Regions from separate parts of the Homo sapiens genome. Here region 1 is linked to region 2. The links are chromatin loops, found by intact Hi-C in ENCODE. Cell type or tissue: lower leg skin. All regions are shown on one strand.

Region 1 (8,000 bases), 370 kb before region 2:
GAATGATTTTAGTTGTGATGTCATAGCCTTTTTGTAAGGATTGAGATGATGTATGAAATGCACTGGAGTAAACCTTTAGCAGCTTTTAAATATTAATGCTGTTAACTTCTTATTTCAGATCCTCCTTCACAACAGACTTATTTTCTGAAACATAAATCTGATCATGTCACTACGCTTCTGATAATCTTACGACACTAAAATCGCTTAAAAAATAAAATTCAACTCTACATGATCTTGCCCCATCTATCTTTCTCATATCCTAACACTTGCCACCACACACTTTACACTACAACAATACTGAATTACTTCTCATCACCCCGCTTGGCCATGTTCTCACTCTCCAAGTGTTTGCACTTACTAGTGCTTCTGTTGAAGATGCTCCCACCTGCCTAACTTCCAGTGCCATTTCATCTGCAAAGTTTTCCATTTTTCTCCCTGCTTTTCCCTCAAATTCATTTAGGGATACATGCTGTTAGTTCCCTCACACGTTTCTGTCCACATATCTTTCAAGCCTCATTAAAGTATACTGGAATTCTTTTATGTATTTGCCTCTTCCCCTTGGCTATGAGCTCATTGATAGCAACAACATGACTCCTTTAACGCTATCTCCCAGCATCCATCAAAGAGCTAGCACATACTCGCTCAAAAAAATGTTTGACCTATGAATTAGTTAACAAAAAGGAAAGTGGAACAAGAAATAACCCTGGGCCAGGCACGGTGGCTCATGCCCACCGCTAATCCCAGCACTTTGGGAGGCTGAGGCAGGCGGATCACCTGAGGTCAGGAGTTCAAGACCAGCCTGGCCAATATGGCAAAACCCCAACTCTACTAAAAATACAAAAATTTAGCGAGGCATCCTGGCACGCACCTGTAGTCCAAGTTACTCGGAAGGCTGAGACAGGAGAATCACTTGAACCTGGGAGGCAGAGGTTACAGTGGGCCGAGATTGTGCCACTACATTCCAGCCTGAGTGACAGAGGGAGATTCTGTCTCAAAAAAAAAAAAAAAAAAAAAAATCCCCATATGTGCTTTAGCTGTTCTCACATACCAGCTTTTCTGTTACAGGACTGGACAGGAGAGAGTAGATGGCTTAAGGGAGCTTTAAGACAGCTCTGGTTTGGCCTCTGCTTTGGACACAGATAGCAAATATCAAGAGAGACTGGCCAGGGGTTCTGATACGGTTAGAAAGCAGAACAGGTTCTGGGAATGGAAACAAATTGAAATGTCCTCCCAAAGTTTGGAAACAAGGTTACCCTCCAGGTGTTAAATCATAAAAATCAAAGCATAATGTAGAGGCCAGGCATGGTGGCTCATGCCTGTAATCCGAGCACTTTGGGAGGCCGAGGCGGGAGGATCACTTGAAGTCAGGAATTCAAGACCAGCCTGGCTAACATGGTGAAACCCCGCCTCTACTAAAAACATGAGATTAGCCAGGTGTGATGGCAGGCACCTGTAATTCCAGTGACTCAGGAGGCCAAGGCAGGAGAATCGCTTGAAATCAGGAGGCAGAGGTTGCAGTGAGCCAAGATTGCACTCCAGCCTGAGCAACAAAGTGAAACTCTGTCTCAAAAAAAAGGCATAATGTAGGGAATGATGTCAGGGAAGATAGCAGAGCAGGAGGCTCCAGGAATCTGTCCCTTCACCTAAACAACTATTGAACTGGCAGGAATTGTCTTATTTTGGAACATTTCTGACATTTGAGGGAGAGTTTGATGAAGTTGCTAGTAAATTTTGGTGAACTTCAGCCTTTTGTGATGTAGCAGCAACAGCAAAAAGCCTGCCACCCAGCATCAGGAAACTGTCAGGGAAGCAGCCCACATTCCTGGGGCAGCTTCCTGGAACCAGTGTGAGCACAAAAGACCTTATCCTCCAGGAGTGGGGGTCATGTGTTCTGCTAGCTGCTTGCTGATTTTGATAAAGTGATGAGGGGCCAGGCTGGAGGCCAACCATTTTTTAATGCCCACTTCACAAGCTGAAGCAGCTTCCCAGCCACAAGAGATTTAAAGAGACAGGATATCTTCCCTCCTTCTTGAAAGTCAGACATTTAAGGACATTTTTGTCAGGTTACTGGCTAACTGTAGAGATAACAGAAAAGAAACCTCAGTAGCCACACACAACAAGGAAGATACATTGTTTGGAAAAGGCACAAATAGGAATGGGTCCAGCCCACAACAAGCAAAAACAAGCAATCCCTAAGGAGTAGAATTAGATTCCAGAGTTACTACAACATAATGCTCAGAATAACCAGTTCTCAACAAAAAATTATAAAACATGTAAAGCAACAGGAAAGTATGATCCATTCACAGGATATAAAGAATTTCACAGAAACCATACCTAAAGAAGACCAGACTTTGGAATTATTAGTCAAAGATGTTAAATCAATTGTTTTAAATATGTTCAATATGTTTTCTAAAGGAAACCATGAATAAACACTAATAGAAATCAAGAAAACAATGTCTGAACAAAATGAAAGTATAAATAGAAATTATAAAAAGGAGCCAAACAAAATCTGCAATAACTAAAATGAAAAATGCAATAGAGGGATTCAACAGCAAGTTTGAACAAGGAAAAGAGAGGACTGGCAAAATTGAAGATAAGACATTGAAAATTACCCAGTCTAGGGAAAAGAAAGAAAGAGTGAAGAAAAATGAAGACAGCCTGAGGAACCTATGGGACCTCATCAAGCATACCAAATACACATTATAGGAATCCCAGAAGGAGAAGACATAGAGAAAGGAGCAGCAAAAAATTTGAAGAAATAATAGCTGACAACTTCCCAAATCTGATTAAAAACATGAATATATACATCTAAGAAGCTCAATGAACTCCAAGCAGGAAAACTTTGAAGAGATACACACTGAGACATATAGTCAAATTATCAACTCCCATAGACAAAAAGATAATTTTGAAAGCATCAGGTAGAAGTGACTCATGCGGCCAGGTGCGGTGGCTCATGCCTGTAATCCCAGCACTTTGGGAGGCTGAGGTGGGCGGATCATGAGGTCAGGAGATTGAGACCATCCTGGCTAACACGGTGAAACCCCATCTCTACTGAAAATACAAAAAATTAGCTGGGCGTGGTGGCGGTCACCTGTAGTCCCAGCTACTCAGGAGGCTGAGGCAGGAGAATGGCCAGAACCTGGAGGCAGAGCTTGCAGTGAGCCAAGATCACACCACTGCAGTCCAGCCTGGGCGACAGAGCAAGACTCCGTGGAAAAAAAAAAAAAAAAAAAAAAGTGACTCATGCATGTACAAGAGACCTTCATTAAGAATGACAGTTTATCTTCCACTAGAAACCATGGAGGCCAAAAGGCACTGGATGACATATTTAAAGTCTTGAAAGAAAAAGACTGTCAACCGAGAACTCTATATACAGCAAAACTATCATTCAAGAATGAAGGAGAAATTAAGATATATCCAGATTTAAAAGACTGAGTCTTATTACCAGTACTGCCCTACAAGAAATGCTAAACGGAGTGCTTCAGACTGAAATGAAAAGACAATAGACAGTAATTCAAAGACAGAAGAAAAAAAAATACTACTAAAGGTAACTTCATAAGTATATATAAAAGCCACTGGGCCACAAATATGTGGAAATTAACAACCCACTCAAACAACCAATGCCTCAAAGAAAAGGGAAATGAGAACATACGTTGAGACAAATAAAAATGAAAACACAACAGCAAAACTATGAGATGCAGTGAAAGCAGTGCTAAAGAGGGAAATTTTTTTTTTTGGGGGGGATGAAGTCTTGCTCTTGTCCCCCAGGCTGGAGTGTAATGGCACGATATCGGCTCACTGCAACCTCTGCCTCCCGGGTTCAAGCAATTCTCCTGCCTCAGCCTCCTAAGTAGCTGGGATTACAGGCGCCTGCCACCATCCTGGCTAATTTTTGTATTATTAGTAGAGATAGGGTTTCACCATGTTGGCCAGGCTGGTCTCAAACTCCTGACCTCAGGTGATCCGCCCACCTTGGCCTCAAGTGCTGGGATTACAGGCATGAGCCATCGCGTCCAGCCTTAAGACAGAAATTAATAGCTATAAATGTTTACATTTAAAAAGAACAATAATCTCAAATCAACAACTTTACACCTTAAGGAACCAGAAAAAGAACAAATGAAATTCAAAGATGGAAGGAAATAAAGAAAACCTAAACTGTGATTTAATGTATTGACAGAGGCTCCTTACGGACAAGTTTGAGAGTTAAAAACTCCAGGCTGGGTGTGGTGGCTCACGCCTGTAATCCCAGAACTTTGGGAGGCCAAGGTGGATGGATCACCTGAGGTGGGGAGTTCGAGACCAGCCTGACCAACATGGAGAAACCCCGTCTCTACTAAAAGTACAAAATTAGCCGAGCATGGTGGCACATGCCTATAATTCCAGCTACATGGGAGGCTGAGGCAGGAGAATAGCTTGAACCTGGGAGGTGGAGGTTGCAGTTAGTTGGTTGAGATCATGCCATTGCACTCCAGCCTGCGCAACCAGAGCAACACTCTGTCTCAAAAAAAAAAAAAAAAAAAAAAAAAAACCTCCAGAGGGCCCTGACATGGTGGCTCATGCCTGTAATCCCAGCACTTTGGGAGGCCAAAGCGGGAGGATCACTTGAGGTCAAGAGTTCAAGACCAGCCTGACCAACATGGGGAAACACCCCGTCTCTACTAAAAATACAAAAATTAGCCAGGCGTGATGGGTTATGCCTGTAATCCCAGCTACTCAGGAGGCTGAGGCAGGAAAATCACTTGAACCCGGGAGGTGGAGGTTGCAGTGAGCTGAGATTGCACTACTGCACTCCAGCCTGGGTGACAGAGTGAGTCTCTGTCAAAAAAAAAAGAAAGAAAAGAAAGAAAAGAAAAGAAAGAGAAAGACAAAGAAAGAGAAAGAAAGAAGACAAAGAGAAAGAGACAGACAGAAAGAGAAAGAAAGAAGACAAAGAAAGAGAAAGAGAGAGACAGAGAGACAGAAAGAGAAAGAAAGAAAAGAGAAAATGCTCTTGTATAAAGTACCTGCATACCCTTGAAGTAGTATAGTGTTATTTCAAAGAGGACATGGACCCCCATCTCTACAAAAAATTAAAAATAAAATAAATTAGCCGGGCATAGCGATGCATACCTACAGCCCTAGTTACTCAAGAGGCTGAGGCAGGAGGATCGCTGGAGCCCAGGAGTTTGAGGCTGCAGTGAGCTGTGATTGCACTACTGCACTCTAGCCTGGGTGGCAGAGACCCTGTCCCCCCCCATCCCACCCCACCTCCCCCAAAAAAAAGAAGGAAAGAAAGAAGACATGGGTTAGTTATAAACATATACTGCAAACTCAAGGACAACCACCAAAAAAGTAAATAACTTCTTTAAGTTATGTTCAAAGGCTCCCATAACAATAAAATACAAACCTTCACCAAGGTCTCAAGGTTCTTCCTGCCCCTGCCCCTGACACTCCCAACCTCACCTTCTCTCCTTCCCACTCTTGCTCAACCACTATGGCCATCTTGTTTTCCCTGGAACCCCTCAAGCTCTCTCCTGCCTCAAAGTCATTGCCTTGCTGTTCACCTGGCCTATAATCTTCCAACTCTGGGTCTTTCATAGGACTCACCCCTCTGCATCAGTCAGGTCTCTACTCAGTTATCCTTGTGAAAAAGACCATCAGGGACATACTTCTGGTGTTTGAAGATGCCTGAGCCAGCCAAGTCTGCTCCCTCCCTGAAGAAGGGCTCCAAGAAGGCGGTGACCAAGGCGCAGAAGGTTGGCAAGAAGCGCAAGCGCAGCCGCAAGGAGAGCTACTCTGCTGAAGCAGGTCCACCCCGACACCCGCATCTCTTCCAAGGCCATTCGTTAATGACATCGTTGAGGGCATCGCGGGCGAGTCTTCCGGCCTGGCGCATTACAACAAGCGCTCGATCATCACCTCCAGGGAGATCCAGACGGCTGTGCGCCTGCTGCTGCCCGGGGAGCTGGCCAAGCACGCCGTGTCGGAGGGCACCAAGGCCGTCACCCAGTACACCAGCTCCAAGTAAACTTGCCAAGAGGAGACAACAGCCTTTAGACATATCTTTTCCAACAGTCGTCACTGCTGGACAGTGCTTCATCTTACAAATAAACCAATGAAAAATGAGTGATCCTAGAAGAAGATAAACGGAGGTATTTTAAACAATCAAGGAAGGACCAATATACACCTGGCTAAGAAAAACTAGCCCCTCTTTTTTCTGGGTATAAAACAATTAAAATGTTCTTCATAGAAATTTATGAAATGAGAAACATAAAGACAAAATTAAAATAACTCCTAGTATCTCCTATTCTTTTTATATGTATATCATATATATTCACATTCATATATACATATATCTCACATCATGTATCCCATATATATAAAATAAACTTAGGTGTCATGCTATATATATATTTAGATAACTAAATATGCTTAGAAATAATTTTTAATGGATGCATAATTTATGGATATATTGATAAGTAATTAGTTCTTCATTATGGACTATTTCAATTGATTCCCATTTCTATGCATTATAGATCATACAGCTCACACATCTTTGTACATAAATCTTTGTTCAAATATTATTTCCTAAGGATATTCATGAAGTGGAAATACTAAATCAAAAGTGAAAAACATTATCTAAGATCCTTAAATATGCATTGCCAAAAATTGCTATTCAGGAGCATGCCAATTTATAATCCCAACATAATGTGGAAATTTCTGTTTTATAACACTCATATTTACAATAAATTTTTAAAAGCATTGTTAACGTAATAGGCCCCCAAAAAGAAAAAATTTGAAATTACATTTCCTTATTTAAATTAATGACTCTATTAGTGAGGGTCATTTTCCCATGTTTTTTATTAGCCATGACCCTATAAGAAATAAACTGTGCTGCAAAATGATAAACATGATTTCAATCATTCCATGGGAAGGCACTATATAAAGAATAATACCTTAGGTTAAGTCCAAATAAATAATATTTATTAGGTGCCTCTTCTGCAGAGGATTCTGAAGGGATAATAAACTGCATTTAGCTGCAGGTAACTGAAACTACTTTTACCTACATTGTCTCTTATAAACATTGTAACTACTCTTCGAGAAAGTGTTTACTATGGACTGAATTGTCTCCCCATCCCCCCAAATTCGTATATTGAAGCCCTAAACCCCAATATGACTGTATTTCTAGACAGGACTTGTAAGAGGTAATTAAGGTTAAATGAGGTCATTAGAATGAGTTTCTAATTGGATAGGATTTTTGGCCTTATAAGTAGAGGAAGATTCTGCACTTGGTCCTCCAAATTAAATAATTCATTTAAAAAAAGTGGAAGAGAGAGATCTCTGCACACACACACTGAGGAAAGGCTGTGTGAGCTCACAGTGAGAAGGCAGCACTTACACACAAGAAAACTAAACCTAGGAGAGAGAAAGTTAAACTTATCCAAGGTCGCAAAAGCCAGAAACGAGTGAGGTGAGAAGTTGACCTTGTTCTCCTCAATCCAAGGCCAGGACTCCTCCACTCCACATGTAGATAGCCACCTCACAGTCAACAACCAAATGTCCCCAGAGTCAGCATTAGACCAAGATGTCTCACCAGGAGACAAATGTCTCATCTTGAATAAATATGTTCTAACATATTTATTGTTTACCCATGGAAAATACTGAACCTCAGGAGAAATAAAATGCAAAGTATGTACAAAATTATGTTTACTACCTGACACTGATATAAAGCCTAATGATATCCTTATAGTCTTGGAGGGGTTTGTATATGTGGTGAAACAGGTGCTCACACAGTGCTAATAGACTGTAAATTGGTCTTAGAGAGAAAAATAAATAAACTGGAAGGAGAAAAAAAAAAAAGACCATAACAAACCAATCCCCATTGTACCCCACCCTCTTTCTCTATGTTGTTTTTCTTACTAGAACTTGATCATCAACTTAAAATGTGTATATATACATATATTTGTATATCTGTTTATATCTGCTTATCCTATTAGAATGTAAGTTCCATAAAAGCAGGG
Region 2 (8,000 bases):
TGGCTTAAACAACAAACATTTATTCTCACAGGTCTGGAACCTGAAAGTCAGAGATCAGGATGTCAGCATGGCTGGAGTTCTTGGTGAGGGCCTTCTTCCTGGCTAACAGAATGTTGATTTCTTGTTGCCTCCTCACATGGCACAGAGAGAAAGAGACAGAGACACAGAGAGAGAGAGGAGACGCTCTCTTATTCTCTTCTTATAAGAGCATTAAACCCATTCATGAAGGCGCAATTCTCACGACCTAATTATTTCCTGAAGGCCCCACCTCCTAATACTATGAAAATGGAGGTTAGAATGTCAACATGCGAATTTTGCGGGGCACACAGACATTCTGTCCATAGCAGATATGCATATATTTTGTATATACATGTATAGGAGTCTTCCTCCTTTTTTTCTTCTTTTAATTCTTTAGAGTTTTCTATTGCAGGCCAAGGGGAAAATGCTCCGTTAATGTATTTTACATCTTTGACTTTGTTGGTTGGAGGTACCCCAGGATGGAAACACAGCTTAAGTAATGTCACCTGCTCCAAATGCAATCCATACAAATTGCACCCCGTGTTCAGAAACCAGGCCTTTTGAACCAGCAGGCCACCATCAGAAAAAGAAAAATACGAACCTTAAGCCAAAATGAACTGAAAGATTGCAACACCTTAAAGGAGGCCTATTAAGGATAAAACTAGGCCAAGCACCTGTAATCCTAGCACTTTGGGAGGCCAAGGAAAGTGGATCACCTGAGGTCGGGAGTTTGAGACCAGCCTGACCAACATGGAGAAACCCTGTCTCTACTAAAAATATAAAATTAGCCGGGCATGGTGGTGCATGCCTGTATTCCCAGCTACTCGGGAGGCTGAGGCAGGAGAATTGCTTGAACCCGGGAGGCGGAGGTTGCAGTGAGCCGAGATCCCACCATTGCATTCCAGCCTGGGCAACAAGAGCAAAACTGCATCTCGAAAAAAAAAAAAAAGAAAAAAAAAGAGTCTTTCTGTCTCCTCAGTGCCCCCTTAGCCCCTTGGTGGCAAGGGCAGTGTCTCATTCTGCTTGGTGCTGCTTCCTGCCAGCTCCATCGCCTGCACACAGCTGCTGCGCGGTAAACACAGGGTATACTCAGCGGGGCGGCCTCGAAGGCTTCATCACACCAGGGACTCTCCCCCGCATGTCTAAAGGATGGATGGGGCATCCGTGCTTTCCTCCTGAGCCCCCTGCAGCCACTCACCATTTGTCAACTTTATTCTACTTACCCCTTTAGCCTAACATAGAGGACCAAACTCAAGCAACTTACCACGTGGCTTCCCCCACGTGGCTCAGCACATCCACAGACAGCTAGAAGGGAAACCAGGACTGGCTCAGCCCTGTGGCTGAGCCCTTTCCTCCAAGGCTCCTGTCTCCAGGCCAGTTTCCGTATATAGGCTTCTTTCTGCTTCCCGGTTTTTCTGTGGCCTTAATGGGGGGAACTCATCCTAGCGACCATTCAGTAAAAGTCCAGGGCAAGACAAGTGCAGTGGCTCACGCCTGTAATCCCAGCACTTTGGGAGGCCAAGGCAGGTGTATCACCGGAGCTCAGGAGTTCAAGACCAGCCTGGGCAATATAGTAAGACCTCATCTCTATGTTTAAAAAAGTCCAGGGCAAGGCCGGGCATGGTGGATCACACCTGTAATCCCAGCACTTTGGGAGGCTGAGGCAGGTGGATCACGAGATCAGGAGTTTGAGACCAGCCTGGGCAATATGGTGAAACCCCATCTCTACTAAAAATGCAAAAATTAGCTGGGAGTGATGACACATGCCTGTAGTCCCAGCTACTCGGGAGGCTGAGGCAGAAGAGTCGCTTGAACCCAGGAGGCGGAGGTTGCAGTGACAAAGCAAGTCTCCATCTCAAAAAAAAAAAGTCCATAGCAAAATGTCTACAGTTGAGTCCAAGACTTGGGGAATCTAAGAGATTAAACCTATTTAAGGGTAACAGTAGTGATGAGTGGGGACTTCCATCTAAAACTCCTACACAGTCTATTAAGCAAATACCTACTGTGTTTTAACACACAGGCTACATTGCTTTAACAAGAAGATAGAAAAATAAAGGCCTAAATAATAAAGGAGCTCTTTTTTCTTTCGCGTACAGTCCAGATGTGGTGGCCCAGGCTCGTGGGACAGCTCTGCCATCCTTCCCTGGGGGAAGGCTCTGGTTGTTGACGTTTCCTGCAAAAGAGCAGGAGAAGGGGCAATGGGGGGAAGCCCTCACCGTCATTTGCAAGGACGTTGTCCACGTCACTTCCAATCACATCTCAGTGCAGGAACTCAGTCACAGAGCCACCGTGCACTGTGGGCGAGACTCAGGCTGCATGGCCATGGCCCTGCTAAAATCCATGGCCCTAGCCCCGGTCATTCTTTGCCCTCCCCTTCACACCAAGATACCCTTGTCCCCAGTATAACACATGATATAGTACAGATGCCCCTGACGTTCAACTTAAGATTTTCAACTTTGTGGTGGCGTGAAAGCAACACTCATTCAGTAGGAACCATATGTACTTGGAATTCTCATACAGCCCTTCTGTGTTCACTTTCAGCACAGTATTCAATAAATTGTATGAGATATTCAACACTTCATCACAAAATAGGCTTTGCGTTAGATGATTTCCCCAACTGTAGGCTAATGTAAGTGTTCTGTGGATGTTAAGGTAGGCGAGGCTAAGCTATGATGTTCAGTAGGTTAGGTGTCTGTTTTTTTTTTTTCTGAGACGGAGTCTTGCTCTGTCACCCAGGCTGGAGTGCAGTGGCGTGCTCTCAGCTCACTGCAACCTCTGCCTCCCGGGTTCAAGTGATTCACCCACCTCAACCTCCTGAGTAGCTGGGACCACAGGTGTGTGCCACCACACCCAGCTAATTTTTGTATTTTTAGTAGAGATGGGGTTTCACCATGTTGCCAGGCTGGTCTCAAACTCCTGACCTCAAATTATCTGCCCGCCTCGGCCTCCCAAAGTGCTGGGATTATAGTTGTGAGCCACTGTGCCCGTCTAGGTGTCCTTTTTTTTTTTAAGAGACGGATCTTGCTGTGTTGCCCAGGCTGGAGTGTGGTGGCTATTCACAAGTGTGATCACAGCACACAGCGAACTCCTGGCCTCAAGTGGTCCTCCTGACTTAGCCTCCTGAGTAGCTGGGATGATAGGCTCATGCCACCACACCTTGTTTAGGTTAAGTGTATTAAATGCATTTTTTTTTTTTTGAGACGGAGTTTCACTCTTGTCACCCAGGCTGGAGTGTAATGGCACGATCTCAGCTCACTGCAAACTCCACCTCCTGGGTTCAAGCAATTCTCCTGCCTCAGCCTCCCAAGTAGCTGGGATTACAGGTGTGCGCCACCATGCCCAGCTAATTTTTGTATTATTATTAGAGATGGGGTTTCACCATGTTGGCCAGGCTAGTCTCAAACTCCTGACCTCAGGTGATCCGCCCGCCTCGGCCTCCCAAACTGCTGGGATTACAGGCGTGAACCACCGCGCCTGGCCTTGCAACTGGGATTCATTTGAGAATGCGTGGGGCCCCAGGACAACAGGTGTAAATGGGGCTTGTTCTATGCAAACCAGGTCCTGGTCAGGCTCTCTGGTCACCCTTGCCATAGCCTGGCTCAGGGCTCCCTCCCTCCTGCCTGGTGGACAAGTTTCCTGCCTGGCCTCCCAGGTCCCAGGTTTGCCTTCTCCCTTCCAGTCTCCACACTACAGCCCAGGCATCTGCTTAATCCATCAAGCTAATCATGGCATTCCTGGCTCCAAACCACTCGGTGCTTCTTGGTCATCTTAAACTTTCAATTACATCATTGTCATCACGTCTTAAATCATTAATTACTTTTGCTGTTTGTATTAGTCTGTTCCTGCCACTGTAACAAAATACCTGAGACTAGGTAATTTATAAACAACAGGCTGGACACGGTGGCTCACACCTGTAATCCCAGCACTTTGGGAGGCCGAGGCGGGTGGATCACCTGAGGTCAGGAGTTCAATATCAGCCTGGCCAACATGGCAAAACCTCGTCTCTACTAAAAATACAAAAATTAGCCAGGCATGGTGGCGGGCACCTGTAATCCCAGCTACTCAGGAGGTTGAGGCTGGTGAATCGCTGGAACCGGGGAGGCAGAGGCTGCAGTGAGCTGAGATCGTGCCACTGCACCCCAGCCTGGGTGACAGTGCAAAACTCCATCAAAAAAACAAAACAAAACATAAAAAACACCAGAACTTTATTTCTCACAGTTCTACTTTTTTTTTTTTAACCAATACACTTGATGTCTCAAACTCGATTTCTCACAGTTCTGTGGAGGCTGGGAGGTTAGATCAGGGTGCTGGCAGGTGTGTGGTCTCCGAGGGCGACTCTGCTCCCAGATGCCACCTTGTGGCTGCATCTTCTGGAGCAGGCGGACTCTGCGTCCTCACATGGCAGAAGGCAGAAGAGACAAGACTTGAATGCCATGTGAAACCTTTTTAATAGGGCTCTTAATCCCACTCATTAGGGAGGAGCCCTCATGGTCTAATCACCTTTTAAAAGGCCACCTCTTAATATTATCACATTGGCCATTAAATGTCAACACCTGAAGTTTGAAGGGAACACATTCAAACAGTAGCATTGTTTTAGTTTAAATTATGTGAAGTTCTTCGTGCTGTATCAGTAACCTGTGGCTTTTGGCTAGGTGTGGTGGCTCACACCTGTAATCCCAGCACTTTGGGAAGCTGAGGCAAGAGGATCACCCAAAAGTTCGAGACTAGCCTGGGTAACATAGTGAGACCCCCATCTCTACAAATACTAATAATATTAAATGTTGGCTGGGTGCAGTGGCTCACGCCTGTAATCCCAACACTTTGGGAGGCCGAGGTGAATCACCTGAGGTCAGGAGTTCGAGATCAGCCTGGCCAACATGGTGAAACTCCATCTCTACTAAAAATACAAAAATTAGCCGGGCATAGTAGTGCATGCCTGTAATCCCAGCTACTCCGGAGGCTGAGGCAGGAGAATCACTTGAATCTAGGAGGCAGAGGTTACAGTGAGCCAAGATCACACCCCTGCACTCCAGCCTGGGCAACAGAGAAAGACTCTGTCTCAAAAAAAAAAAAAAAAAAAAAAAGGCCAGGCGCCATGGCTCACGCCTGTAATCCCAGCACTTTGGGAGGCCAAGGCGGGGGGATCACGAGGTCAGGAGATCAAGACCATCCTGGCTAACACGGTGAAACACCGTCTCTACTAAAAGTAGAAAAAAAATTAGCCGGGCGTGGTGGCGGGTGCCTGTAATCCCAGCTACTCAGGAGGCTGAGGCCAGAGAATGGCGTGAACCTGGGAGGCGGAGCTTGCAGTGAGCCGAGATCACGCCACTGCACTCCAGCCTGGGCGACAGAGCCAGACTCGGTCTCAAAAAAAAAAAAAAAAAACAAAACAAAACTTAGCCGGGTGTGGTGGTATGCACCTGTAGTCCCAGCTACTTGGGAGGCTCAGATAGGAGGATATCGCTTCAGCCCAGGAATTCCAGGCTGCAGTCAGCTATGATCATGCCACTGCACTCCAGCCTGGGCAAGGGAGAGAGACCTTGTCTCTAAAAAACAAACAAAAAGACCAGAGTGGCTGCACCATTTTGCATTCCACCAGCAGTGAATGAGAGTTCCTGTTGCTGCACATCCTCTCCAGGTCATAAGTCTGTGCTCTGGATTTGGGCCATCCTAATTGGTGATGTTGATAGAATTAAACTTTGACGATGTCTCTGAAAAGCAACCTGACTCAGACTAGATAAAGGCTGGTAGAAACCTCAGAAAAGGCTGAAGGGATCCCACAGCTCAGGGAGCCCAGAGCTCCTCAGGGCACAAGGGTAGTACAGAGGCCGTGGTAGGTTGAGGCTCCCGAGCATGTGACCCGAGCAGCCTCGTGCTGTCCTGCACACCCTGCATGCCATGGGGAGAGCGCCTGAAGGAGCCTGGGCCCCGTGAAAGGCATGTGGAGGTGGCTGAGAGAGGGGCCTTACGATAGGGACAAGAAGGACTCAGAAAACAGACACTTGGCCAGAGCCCATGGTGGAGCTGGGCTTCCTCTGCTAGGGGCTAGGAACAGAACAGTGAGCAAGACTTAACTCAGGGCTGATGCCTTCTGGTCACAGGGCTGGCTGACCTCCTCAGAAGACATCAAACAAGTAGACAATTGTCATCGGGTGAAAAGCGCTATGCTAGGGAAGTTCAAAGTGTGGGGTTGGGGGAGGGGAACACCAGGGCAGCTTCATGGAATAAATGATTCTACATCGAGACTTAAAGGATAAATAGAGATTGCTGGGGGAAGGTGTGCAGGGCTGGCCTTCAGACAGAGTTGAATATATGTGCAAAGGACAGAGGATGGAATGCTTAGGGGGCTGGCTACAGAGGAGAGTTGGGGTTGGCGAGTGAGCAGGAGCCAGTTATAAAGAACATAGGAAGTCCCAGTAAGAAAGTTGTATGTTATCCCGAGGGCACCGGGAAGCACTTGAGGGATTTATCTATCATCTATTTTTTAAAGTTTCCTGGTTTATTACTTAAACCTACAATGAAACTGCCAATGAAAATTGTAAGATATAAACTAACTGTAAAAACGTGGGCCAGGCGCAGTGGCTCACGCCTGTAATCCCAGCACTTTGGGAGGCCAAGACGGGCAGATCACCTGAGGTCAGGAGTTCAAGACCAGCCTGACCAACATGGTGAAACCCCCATCTCTACTAAAAATACAAAATTAGCTGGGCGTGGTGGCACATGCCTGTAATCCCAGCTACTGGGGAGGCTAAGGCAGGAGAATCAGTTGAACCCAGGAGGCAGAGGTTGCAGTGAGCTGAGATCGCGCCACTGCACTCCAGCCTGGCCAACAAGAGTGAAACTCCATCTCAAAATAAATAAATACATAAAAATTTGCTATATCAAACACCATCAGTTTTTTTGTTTGTTTTGTTTTCTCCTTTTTTTTTTTGCAGAGATAGAGTGTCTCACTATGTTGCCGGGGCTGGTCTTGCACTCCTTGCTGAGCTCAAGCAATCCTCCCATCTCGGCCTACCAAATTGCAGTGAGCCACATGCCCAGCCAACAGCCACTTTGGAAGACAGTTGATGGTTTCTTAGAAAACTAAACATACTGTTACTATACAATCCAGCATTTGTGCTTCTTTGTATTTACCAAAATAAATTGAAAACTTATGTCCACACAAAAACCTGCACATGGAATACAGCAGCTTTATTCACAACTGCCAAAACTTGGAAGCAACCAAGATGTCCTTCTGTAGGTGAATGGATAAACTGTGGTTCATCCAGACAATGGGATGTTATTCAGTGTTAGAATGAACTGAGCTATTAAACCATAAAAAACATGGAGGAACCTCAAATGTATATTGTTAAGTGAAAGCAGCCAATCTGCAAAGGCAACATACTGTATGATTCCAACTCTGACAACCTGGAAAAGCCAAAACTATGAATCACACAGAAAAGGTCTGTAAAAAATACACAAGAAAGAGGAATCTGAGTCCCATCAACAAGGATGGAGAAAGGAGGCGAAGCTTTACCTTCTTCCCCTCTGTATTATTTGAGTTGCTTTTTACAATGGGCATGTAATATCTTTTTCCTGTTTTAATTAAAATTAAATTAAAATTACATTTGTAAGCTGATTTATTGCTTACAACATATTGTGGACATATGCATTTGTAATGGGAGCAGGGTATTTCATCCCAAGGATGTACCAAAAATATTAACTTAGACTCCATTTGATTTGTCTCTAATTTTAAAAATTTCAAATAAGGTGGGAGAAGTATTCTTTTTTTTTTTTTTGAGACAGAGTCTCGCTCTTTCGTCCAGGCTGGAATGAAGTGGTGTGATCTTGGCTCACTGCAACCTTTGTCCCCCTGGGTTCAAGTGATCCTCCTGCCTCAGCCTCCCAAGTAGCTGGGATTACAGGCATGCACCACCGTGCCTGGCTAATTTTTGTATTTTTAGTAGAGACAGGGTTTCACCATGTTGGCCAGGCTGGTCTCG

The links. A loop is a pair of places that touch in the nucleus more often than their neighbours do. Peaks named below come from ENCODE experiments on the same cell type or tissue, not always from the same donor. Only the 100,000 strongest peaks of a DNase experiment are listed, where the experiment ranks them.
Region 1: a loop joins it to region 2, with 4 times the contacts of the local background. A loop is called at or near these places in 73 of 110 quality-filtered maps.

The regions. Positions count from the first base shown.
Region 1 is chr13:21,481,838-21,489,837 of GRCh38, reverse strand. It overlaps the pseudogene H2BP6. Among named protein-coding and RNA genes, the nearest start is that of ZDHHC20, 27 kb to the right of the region's middle. In lower leg skin, no CTCF peak of the experiment used is centred here; no DNase peak of the experiment used is centred here.
Region 2 is chr13:21,107,326-21,115,325 of GRCh38, reverse strand. No RefSeq gene overlaps it. Among named protein-coding and RNA genes, the nearest start is that of SAP18, 29 kb to the left of the region's middle. RefSeq lists enhancers at 939-1,826, 4,284-4,493. In lower leg skin, no CTCF peak of the experiment used is centred here; a DNase peak (open chromatin) is centred at 4,385.